Linked DNA regions of Homo sapiens: region 1 is linked to region 2. A link is a contact called in ENCODE Hi-C or POLR2A ChIA-PET data. All regions are on one chromosome and are shown on one strand. The core of a region is the stretch at or near the end of the contact, and the rest is flanking DNA. Distances in the headings are between cores, read along the strand shown. Region 1 overlaps TEX41 (testis expressed 41). Region 2 overlaps TEX41 (testis expressed 41).

Region 1 (5,487 bases), core at 1,733-4,232, 68 kb after region 2:
GTGCCAAAAGAGAGAGAGAAAAAAGGAGAACTGGAAAGCATAAGATTGTAGGATTGAGAAGCAATGATTATGGTGTTTGTCTTTTTTTTTTTCTGGAATAGTTGCAACAAAGCATACGAGATGTTCTGCCCTTCTATAAGGAATGTAGAAAATATAATACAAGGGTTCTTTTAAATTCTATAATGTTCCCCATTTTTATTGATATTTTCCTAAAATGAAATAGAAATGAATAATGCAAATAACTTTTCTGATTGCAATTTTCATTTCTATTCCTCAAAATACAGTGCTTCACCCACAGCTGTATAATATTCATTGGCAAAATAAACAAATATAAGAAAATTTTCTGATTACCCTCTTCTCCTCACAGCATTTCCCTGATGTCTTTGGTAAAGGACTGCTTTATCTATGGCTTCATGTATGTTTGTGAGAAGGAATGTTGGTTGCAAGTATTTGAAAGTTGTGTGTTTACATTTAAATTTCCTTCGAAATTTCAGTCACACTACTTATGCTAGTTTATCTCAAAAAATACTCATAAGGTCACAGATATTGCCTCAGCTAAGATCCTCTGAGAATTTGAAGCCTCACTGGGTCTCAATGCCAAGAGAGTAATATTTGAATAGTTGATGTTGACTAATTCTACTACCTACCATACCATCTTTCATCCAACCAGCAACAAATTCCTAAAAAATACATTCTTTGCCAGTTCTGCCAAGATAAATATGCTTTTGCCTTAGGAAAGTTTTGCCAAAAGCAGGACATGTTGGTGAGAAGCCCTTATCAAAATCATCATCCCATTATTATAATCATTATCATCATCACATTATCATTGTCATCATGTCATTATCTTGGGGTGGGAGGCAAGAAAAGCTTGTGATAAGATGATACATTTCTTAGACACACAGAGTATTTCTACTCTGTTTTCCACACGTCTCATAGACTCTGTGCCTTGAGATCTTTTAATATGCATGTTCAGAGACTTGTGGTTATAATAAAGCGAAACTTAATTGATGTGCTGCAGTAATATGTAGCTCCAACTAACTCTTATAAAGTGACAGCCCATCTACAGAGAAAAATTCCAATCCTTAATTATTATTAATATAGCTATCTACGTGATTTAGCTCTGAAGCCATTTCAATGGGCATTGCATTTTCAATATAGGTCAATTAATTTCGTATTAGTTGCTGTTATTATGTTGCCCCAATTGACCTATTTCATATTTGCAAGGCTCCACTGTAGAGGAGAAAAAGACAACAGAGCAAACCTTTCCTTTTAAGCTGCTGTAATGTCCCATCTTTCTGGAATTGCATTCAGAGTAAGGATTTTGCATGAAAGGGTTTCAGGAAGTTACAAAACTCCTTTACATGGCCTGTTGGATCTGTGTACAATTTCTAGCACTACCCAGAATAAATACCAGGAGACTGGTGTGGTTTATAGAAGAGTTTATAGAGAAAAAAAATCCACCCACCAGCTCCCAAGCTGAGGATTACAACCAGGTCCCTGCTGCCAAGTTCTGTGTTTAGGTAAAGCATGAGAAAATCTGCCATTTTTTTTTAAATCACAAAAGGGTTTCTATAGATGGAGCGGTAAGAAGCTGACAGCTTTTTATGCATAAAAGGCAGCTGTTCCTTCTCAGGTAATATTATTAATAAACCCTAAGGTAATGTTTGCTCTGAAATATGTCTAATTGAAATAATTTACTCTGACCCTTGGAGGATTATGAAACTGTTTTCATCATGTTCACACACAGCAAAATAATTATGAGATGCCATATGGAAAAGCCATCATGTGGTAGATGTCTTTCTGAATCTATATTTTTGAAATGTTTCTCACAGATAAATCATATAGCTAATTTACAAAGTAGAGGTGAGCAGTCCCTTTTCCATGTGGAGATCTGATGTGAAATGTTTGCAGACCCAGAATATTAACAGGGGCGTTGACATCAGTAATTACTATAGTTACGAGACATTTTTCACAAAGTATTATGAGAGCAATACTTAGTTATACAGGGAGAAAAAAGCATGGGACTTTTTACATCGTGTATGAAATATGTAGGTACCGACAGTCTCAGAAAACAGTGTGGGCACATTGGTGACTGAGGTGCTTTTTGCCTGTAGCATAAAATCTGTCTGGAAAGTTCCAGCAATTTCCACTGAGATAGCACATTTGGCAAGATGAGGCTGAGTGTGGTATGTAAGGACTTTCGGGAAAACTTGTCAGCTTTCACAGGGAAAGGTCCAAGTGTTTATGGGAACTATGAAGTGGTGTTGGGTGGCTCTCAAAGGGATCTGTGGGGTCACTGGGGACAGACGTTTGAAAGCTTTTTGATGGAAGCTCTTCTGAACTTATCAAAATGGTTAAAAGTCTGGCAGTGAGTCTCATGAGAGCAGACTTTCTTGTGAAATTTCTGGTATGGTACTTTCCTGCCGGGGTGAGAACATCTTAGGAGGACAGACTTTCTCATCATATTTTAATTCTTGGGATCTGTGTCCCTGCTAAACCCAGGAAATGGAGAATCACAGGAAACGGCATTACTTTTCAACCTCTGGGAAGTTAAGATCAGATTTCTCTAGATTTTCAACTGTTTAAGTAAATCAGCTTGCCTAACTTCCTGGCCATCCCCCCTCCCACCAACATAAAAAAGGTGGGGCACAAGAAAAAAAGGGAAAGACAAAAAAGAGGATTTTTGAAAAGTGTAATTTACTTTTCCATAAGTTCCCAGTTTCTACAGACTTCCATCAAACAAGAAAATCAACAAGGTAGTAAATTATAGCTTGTTAACCCTGTTGTACTTAAAACAGGGTTAACCCTGCCTGCTTTTTCTTACCGCTCCCTCAGGGGTATCAGAAGCCTCTTTGACCCTTTGTGTTGTCAGTTATGTGAGGGATCTCCAGCTGCCCATTATTGGATTTCAGAGAACTTGGTCACAGTTGCAACAAATGAGCATTTTCTTCTTCTAACAGCTCTTTTGAGGCAGACACTGGGATGTGGATCATGAGTCCGGTCAGTCAGTGTCATCTCACAATTAGCTAATAGTTGGCACATGGAAAGCCTAGTTCCAATCCCCATGGGTCCTTGCGGGAGCCTCCCATTTGTTTACAGCCTCATTTTACTTCCATTCTCAGCATTCAGTTATCCTTAAACTTTCAAAGAAAAACAAATTTACATAAAAGCTCATGTATGTGTATATGATCTACAAATATTTACAAGGTTACTTTAGAAATGCATGACAGAAATTTTTTCAGTTTTCCAAAATTGCAGTCTACCTTCCAAAACAGAACATGGGATTTAAAAAAGAAATAGTGAAATGCAAAACTGGAAACCTGACAAAACTATGAAACTGCTGCTATTTTCTAATATATTTCAGGTCAAATCCTTGTACTTCCCATTTTTAAACAACTGCCAAATCTTCATTTTTGTATCTACTAGACATCTGTGCTATTGGTTAGCACTATTTCTAGCTATTGTCTGTCCTAAAATAAAGGTAACATATTTTCTGTGATTTATAGTCTATCATTATCATAGTGCAGCCTCTGAATGCATGAACTAGAGATTTATTGCACACTCATGTCTTATACCAGACTCATGTAATAGAGGAAAGGTAAAATGTCTTGGCTTGTTGAGGGCTCCCTTCTTCAAGTAGTTGTCTTTTTGGTGAGGGGTGTGCAGCTTGATTAAACTACGTCACGAAGGTCATTGACCAAACGTTGTCTTTAATAGTTTCCCATAACGTGTATTCCTCATAGGGAGCTTTTCTCAGCTCAGGTTATTTCCACCAATGTTCTCAAACCAAAAGAATGGTCTTTGCAGTAAACCGACAAATTCCCACATTTCATCCTTTATCTCACACGTAAGTGATGACAGCATTTATATTTCTTCTGCTGTCTGGGCCAAGAACAACTGGATTAATGAGCCTATCTCTTTTTCATAAGTGCATTATACTCTCTCTTTGACCTTCTAAGCATGGGAATTTTTGATTTTATAAGACTGATTAAAGAGGAGAATTCCCCATCCCCATGCCACTGTTCTTCTCTTCACATTTCCCCCCCTAAATGGCCAGCCATCAACGAGGATGTATTCAGTAAATATACACACAGACATATACACTCTATGCACACTTTCACATCAACTGGAATGTAGTGTCTATAGCAAAGGTATAAAGCAAAATTTGCTGTAGGATTGCTTTCTTATGTTATAGCACACTCCACAACACTTTTTGAAAGACACTATCACAAAAAGATAAACTGCACAAGTATTTCAAGAAATATATTAGCTAACACTAAATGTATAAAATTTAGGAAAGATAATCTGACACCCAATTTCCTTTTCAGAAATATATTGGTGATATTTTCATGTGTTCTTACCCATTATTGTTTATTAATATTGTAGTTCCTGAATCCTGATTATATTTTTATATGTGAATGGCTGATAACTATGTAGGAACAGAAACATGAGAATATGGCTAAATTCACAAAGCCAGAAGCAAACTACTGCTTCTTTCATATCCTTCATTCAGGCACCGCACTGCTTATAAATTTTTATTTTGGACTCAAGAATCTCATTATGAGGTCAGTATTTTCCTCCTATTTTTATTCCAGTGAAATTTAGCTGATGCTAAGGCAATGAATTGATTATGTCCTAAAAGAGAATGTTGCCAGAGGGCAGTTTCTCAAGACATTGCTAAGTGCACTTGGCTGTTGAGTAATTAGGCTTCCTGTTCTCAGAGCATCAGAACAAGCAAATGAGAGTTGCCTTAAGGTTTCCTTGTTTAGAACATCACTTATTTTGGCCATTTCAGAATCAGGTAAAATCCTTTCTGGTAAAACTTAAACAGTCAGGCAAATTCGTTTATTCTATTAGAGTATCATTTAAATGAAAATATCCCTAGAAATTTCATTTTTCCTCATTTTTTCTCCATTTGACAAGAACAGAAAAAGGAGCTGGTATCTAACCACTCATAAGTTAATTGCAAATGAAAAAGAGGACTTGGAACTGAAGTATCAAGAAGGAGGCTGGGTCTTTTCCCAAATCCCTAGTTTTACTAAGAATCTGTCAAATAGGGAAATCCCATTTTGCTATCCTACAGGGATCTCATAATGAACACATATAAAGAGGAATTTTAAAATTCTTGTCTCCAAACTGTTTCTTCCTTTATCTAGTGCATTTCAATAAATTATGCCATGATCTATGAAGTTGCTTAAAATAAAAAAAAAAACAAGTACTCTCCTTGATTCCTCCCTTTCTTCAACACCTACAATATATATAGCACGTCCTCTGCTCTGTTTAAATCTCTTGGTACCTACTGCTAACACCCTAGCACCTCAGTTTAAATCACCATTATCTTTCACCTAAACTACTGAAATAACTGTGATCAGTCAGAGTCAAATGAGAAAACAGAGTCAATGCTTGGGAGTATGTAAGAAGCCTAAAATATATGACAAAGGAATTAGAAGGCTGAAAAGCCAACCAAGGATGGTGTGCCAACCCACA
Region 2 (5,326 bases), core at 399-2,898:
GCTTTTCTCAATTAATATTTATAGAGTTGATTTTATGACTCTCTCAACAAAGTGACCAAAATATTAGTTATATTTACAATAGTTATAAATAAGTGCTTAGATCCAAAATCACACAGGAAAAGTCTTTGTCTTATTTTGTGTCATATTCTCCTTCCTCCTTGTCATTAAATAAAAATCTCAATAACTGTCATTTAACTAATGGTTTATATAGGGAGCCTTCTTCTTAGAATTGCCAATAGTCAAATAGATCTTGATAGCACTTAATTTTGAGTATTTGGGTGCAAGAAGTTCCACAAATGGCTTTTCTACTCATATTTTTAAGGGTTTCCTTCTCTCTTCCAGAGACTGTTTCTTCTGCGTGAACTGTAAAAGGACCTCTTATGCTTTATCTTCAAGCCCAGCAATGAATGTAAGGTTCAGAAAATTTGACAGATATCCCCCTCCACGACTTATCTTTTAAATGAAAAATAAATTTAAGAGCAATACCAAATGATTTTGACCAAGTTTGGAAAAAAATGTACTTGTTTAGATCTGTCTTTGCTGGCAAAATGATGGAAATTTGTGGTAAATATTTGAATACCATTAAGAAAACCTAATTTGAAGATTCAGGCTCTCATTGTCTACTATATGATGTGCCTGCTCCTTGGCAGAGCATTTAAAGTGTTCCATAGCATACCACCAGGCTACTCTTCTATCTTTATCCTTGTCCATGAGACAAATGAAACTGCTTGTCATTCTCTACTTTTCCTAATTATGTTCTCTAGACCTGAAATCTTTTGCTGTCTTACCAGATCACTTTCTTTCTCACCTTTCGTTCAAAACTCTCGTATTCAACACTCTCCAAATTTTGATGACTTTTCTTTCAAGGCCTGTCTCAAATGCTATTTCCACCATAACAGTGTTTTGCTATTTTTCTTAAGGCATTTTTCATAATTTGCTACTTTAACTTTGTAAAACTCATGCTTATTCCTGTATTTGTTACTCTGCTTATTGTAGTGACTTGCACATGTCATGCAATCAGTAAATATTTTTTGAATTAAGTTGAATCACCCCTGCTGACAACTCCTATTTACGTAAGACATTGGGAAATTATTCAAATCACAGAATCATCTTGTTTGCATCGACAAAGGTAGTCTACCGGGCTCTCTCCATTATATTGCCTCATTAGGCCTCATTCACCAAACATGAGTTGAACACCTACTAATTGCAGCATGCTGTGTTGCTCTGTCCTGTAAACAGGACCACGTATAATTACATAATCATACATCAGGAAAAATATATAATTATGTGCATCTCACATATTCAAAATAACTTTCTAAAATAAAATAATTAGACTAACTTGATATCAATTAAATCTTGTCCAAATAAAGACTGAATATTCAGCTTTGTTCAATCTCTTGTGAATGCTGATAAAGAGAGTCAATCTTTCCACTTGAGAAAAACAATTATCACATATCTAACCCAGGCACTCATTTATTCAATAATTTTCTCTACCAAAATTCATACGTAAAGAAAAATGTGTTTCATCTCAGCACCTTGGTTGGTTTTCAAAGACGCTTATTAGGATTTGGTTTCACAGTCTCTGATTTTAGATAGGTCTCTTAGGATTGGTTATAAGAGCTGAAGCCTCGGAGGCAGCAAACAATTGTGGAAAATCTGTGAAGTAATGTTGTCCTTGCAACATTTTCCGGCCTACTTTTCAGGACCCATGGGATTCAGATAAGCACTAAGTGTGTGTCCAAAAAAAACCACTGAGGTTTTTAAGCCACTGTCCATCCTTAGTATAACTTTTTCATGAAAAATTAACTTAATAGAATACACTCTTTTTCCATGATTAAAAAACTTAAGAGATCAGGGACTACCTGGGCATGTGTGATCTGACAATTCACTGTTTTAATTTAAAATGTCCAGGCAGTATTGCATTCATAAAATGACCGCACTGATATGTAAGCCAAAAAGCATAAGAAGTGCATTATGGGTAAGAAGTTTATTTTTGTTATTCTTTTGAAATCTTCAGCTGGTATTAAAAACAGATCTTTTGAGCTAGAACAACAGTCGTACAGGTAGACTTCCTACTTTTGGAAAAGATCTGGTCTTTAGCTTATGGGAACCGAGCCGAAGCAGATGTGAAAAGTTCAACTAAAGGAAGAACAGATTAAATGCACTTTTGTGGTTGAAAAACCAAAACAGATGTTATTATTAAACCACAGAAACCTGGGTGCATTTAAGTAACACTAGGTGTCTGAATTTTACATTTGTATTTAAAATAATTAAGGCATTTTAAAGCCACAGAGGCTATTGTGTGCTATCAAACTCTTAATGTTCAAATCAAAAAGTTTGCATATTAAAAAACTCTCAGAAATATTGAGTGTCTGCCATTGTGTTTGTCATCATCTGAAAATGAGAAAGAAAGCATCTGACAATTAAAAACAAAACCTTTTGGTGATGTTTACATTATTTTTCAAAAGCATTTTGAAACCATTCATTTGTGTACTTTTGTTTTTTACATCTTTAGATAGCAAGCAACCCTGAAATGTCTAGATTACTGTTTTTACAATGTAAATCTTAGAGAGATTAAGTCACAGAACAGAATTAAGATGTTGCCAATATATGAATTCACAGGCCGTTGTTCCACTAACTGGAATACTTCCCTACTCATGACAGCCTCTACCATGGGATACAAAATGGTGTGGGAAAGCAAATACAAATCAAAATTGTCCCACACATTCATGCCTACACTTTGATATTTAATTTTGAATTTCTCCATAAATTTTGTTCTAATATGCCCTCTCTCTACTTCAATCCAAAGAGGTTAAAAGTCCAAATCAAAAGCTGTTGTCCTGTGAAAAATCCTGTACTAGAGAAAAGCCAACAGAGAGAGAGGGGGGGTGGAAAAAGGAAAGGTAATAGTGATTCATTTCATAGTTAGATGCCCTCAATCATTAATCTAGATATGTTCTACACACTGGGCCAAAAGGGATGCATTTAGATAAAATGGACCTTAAGGATGTAATCTTTTACCTCTATTTGGAAAAATAAGTGTTGCATAATGTGGGATGATTTATGAAAGAGCTGGGAGGATGCCAAGCTTCTATATTATGTAGTCTTTGAGTATTGGAAGTGGAAGAATTTTTATTAATTATCCATTCCCATTGGAAGAATTCTCTTTTCCACTCTGGATCTCAAATTAGGAAGGAAATGAGGGTGACTTATAAATTGTTTTGGATTTTTTTTTTTTTCAAATCACACATGCTTTTTATCTCTACATGCTCTTTTAGAAAGTTCTCTGAGATGATCCTGACTCCCACCCCTGGTTCTCGCATTCTGCCACCCCCTCCTTGAGAATCCCAGCTTTTTAACATTCAAGGTGGGACTGACTACTTCTTCAGCTGATCACTCTAAGCTATTAATGATATGGCCAGACTGCTACAACCCCCATAATTTATACAAGACTTTGTATCATCATTTTGGTTACATGTTGAACTCATAATATTTTAGATAAAATTTTGTTAATTAAATGTGCTCTCATAATTTCATGTTTCTTTTACATTTTAAAAATGTGACTACTAGAAAATTTAAAATGACTTATTTGGCTTACATTTGTGGCTTGTATTATATTTCTGTTGGACACCTCTGCTGTATCTGGTAAAGAAAAGGATAGTGAGAGAAATATGTGACTTCTAGGGGAAAATGATATAATGCATCACTTTACTCTGAGCCACACTCCACCATTGGTGGCAACAGTTTTTAATATGTGTGGAAAGCATTTAAAAACAAGTTAGGTAGTTAGCAATTCTTGGAAGAAATAATGGACAAGATCCCAGAGCAAGCATCTTTCAGTTGATCGGGCTAATCGTGATGGAGAGGAGAGATGGCAGTTCAGCAGGGATGCTGTGAGGGGAAGCCCCTGCCGGGCATCAGCACTGTGTGTAGGGACTAGTTACCTATGGATGGAGTAAGCTGCACCCCCCAAGGAAGGTGCATTCTAGTTAAGACTTAGATGTGGATAATCCAGTGTATGGAGTTCTTTTGAGAAACTGTAAAAGGGAGAAACAAGAATACAGGGGAGAGGTGAAACTTTCTAACAATTAGAAATCATTTATTAATGTTTAAATTTCATAAATATCCATTTAACCTCTTTTGAGGTCTATTTAAGCCTTTTTCTAGTCTGGGGAGGGAACAAGAGGGAAAATAAAAACTTCTCTCTATATCCATGATGTTTGCATTTAAAGAAAATAGAAAGATGGTAACAAGCAGACAAATTATGTCAGGTTTTTTTTTGTTTGTTTGTTTTGTTTTTGTAAAGAAAATAGAACAAAAAGATAAAGAGTGAGGGCATGTTGATTTGGAAAAGGTGGTTAGGAACCCCTTTTTGAGGCAGTGACCGTTAAGCACAGACCTGATGGAAGTGATAGAACAAATCAAGCAGATAACTGTGGAAGATATTCCTGGCAGGAGAGCAGCCACTCAAAGCCCCTGAAGCAGGAAACTGCCCTGAGTGTGTTTGAGGAATAACAAGGGACCAGTGATGCTATAGAGCAGTGAGTGACTGAGAGAGTGCCAGGAGGTGAGACTGCAGAGAGAATTGGGAATCTGACTTATCCTTGGAGAGATCGGGTCTCCAAGGATAAGCGATGGCCAGCCTCTGTAGGGCTTTGAGCATAGTACTGATATTATCTGGCTATGTTTGAAAGGATCCCTCTGACATTTAAGTGGAAACACAGATTCTAGGGAAGCAAGGGGGAAGAAGCACTGGTGAGGAAGCTGTTTGAATAGGCTCGGTGAAAGCTGGTCATAGTTTAGAGGGCTAGGAGTGGAGGTGGTTAGAAGTGGTTAAATTTAAAATAAAGGCGTTTCCGACTTACCATTGTTTGACTTACAATTTGCAAACTTTACGATGGTATAAAAGTGATACACATTCAGTAGAAACAGTATTTTTGAATTTTGATCTTCTCCCAGGCTAGAGAATGCAGTACTACACTCTCTTGCAAACCCACAGTTCCCAGTAAGCCATGTGATCACCAGGGGAAACAACTGATACTCTATAATGTGGAGATGCTCCTCAACTTACAATGGGGTTACATCCCAATAAACCCATCCTAAGTTGAAAATATCATAAGTTGAAAATGCATTTGATAAACCTAACCTACCGAGCATCACAGCTTAGCCTAGCCTACCTTAAATGTGCTCAGAACACTTATATTAGCCTATAGTTGGGCAAAACCATCAGGCAACACAGTGCACTCTAGAGTATCTGTTATTTACCCTAGTGGCCACATGGCTAGGAGCTGTGGCTCCCTGTTGCTGCCCAGCATCATGACAGAGT

What was found. A loop is a pair of places that touch in the nucleus more often than their neighbours do. ChIA-PET counts read pairs that join two places held with the same protein, here RNA polymerase II (POLR2A). Pooled maps may share reads with other maps.
Region 1: a loop to region 2 is called in a map of Right ventricle myocardium inferior, with 2.9 times the contacts of the local background. The contact joins two enhancer-like sites. A Hi-C loop is called at or near these places in 4 of 168 maps with a recorded cell type or tissue (Right ventricle myocardium inferior, cardiac septum, right cardiac atrium and 1 more) and 2 of 50 pooled maps. POLR2A ChIA-PET finds 5 or more read pairs at or near these places in 1 of 52 experiments (Panc1).

Annotation. Positions count from the first base shown.
Region 1 is chr2:145,064,034-145,069,520 of GRCh38, forward strand. The region is part of intron 3 of TEX41 (testis expressed 41); the gene reads left to right. The region is part of intron 3 of LOC100505498 (a long non-coding RNA gene); the gene reads left to right. Among named protein-coding and RNA genes, the nearest start is that of LINC01966, 180 kb to the left of the region's middle. Within about 2 kb of position 2,983, at least 7 of the 41 ENCODE cell types and tissues checked have a DNase peak (open chromatin) inside an H3K27ac peak, as active enhancers do.
Region 2 is chr2:144,997,559-145,002,884 of GRCh38, forward strand. The region is part of intron 3 of TEX41 (testis expressed 41); the gene reads left to right. Among named protein-coding and RNA genes, the nearest start is that of LINC01966, 120 kb to the left of the region's middle. Within about 2 kb of position 1,649, at least 4 of the 41 ENCODE cell types and tissues checked have a DNase peak (open chromatin) inside an H3K27ac peak, as active enhancers do.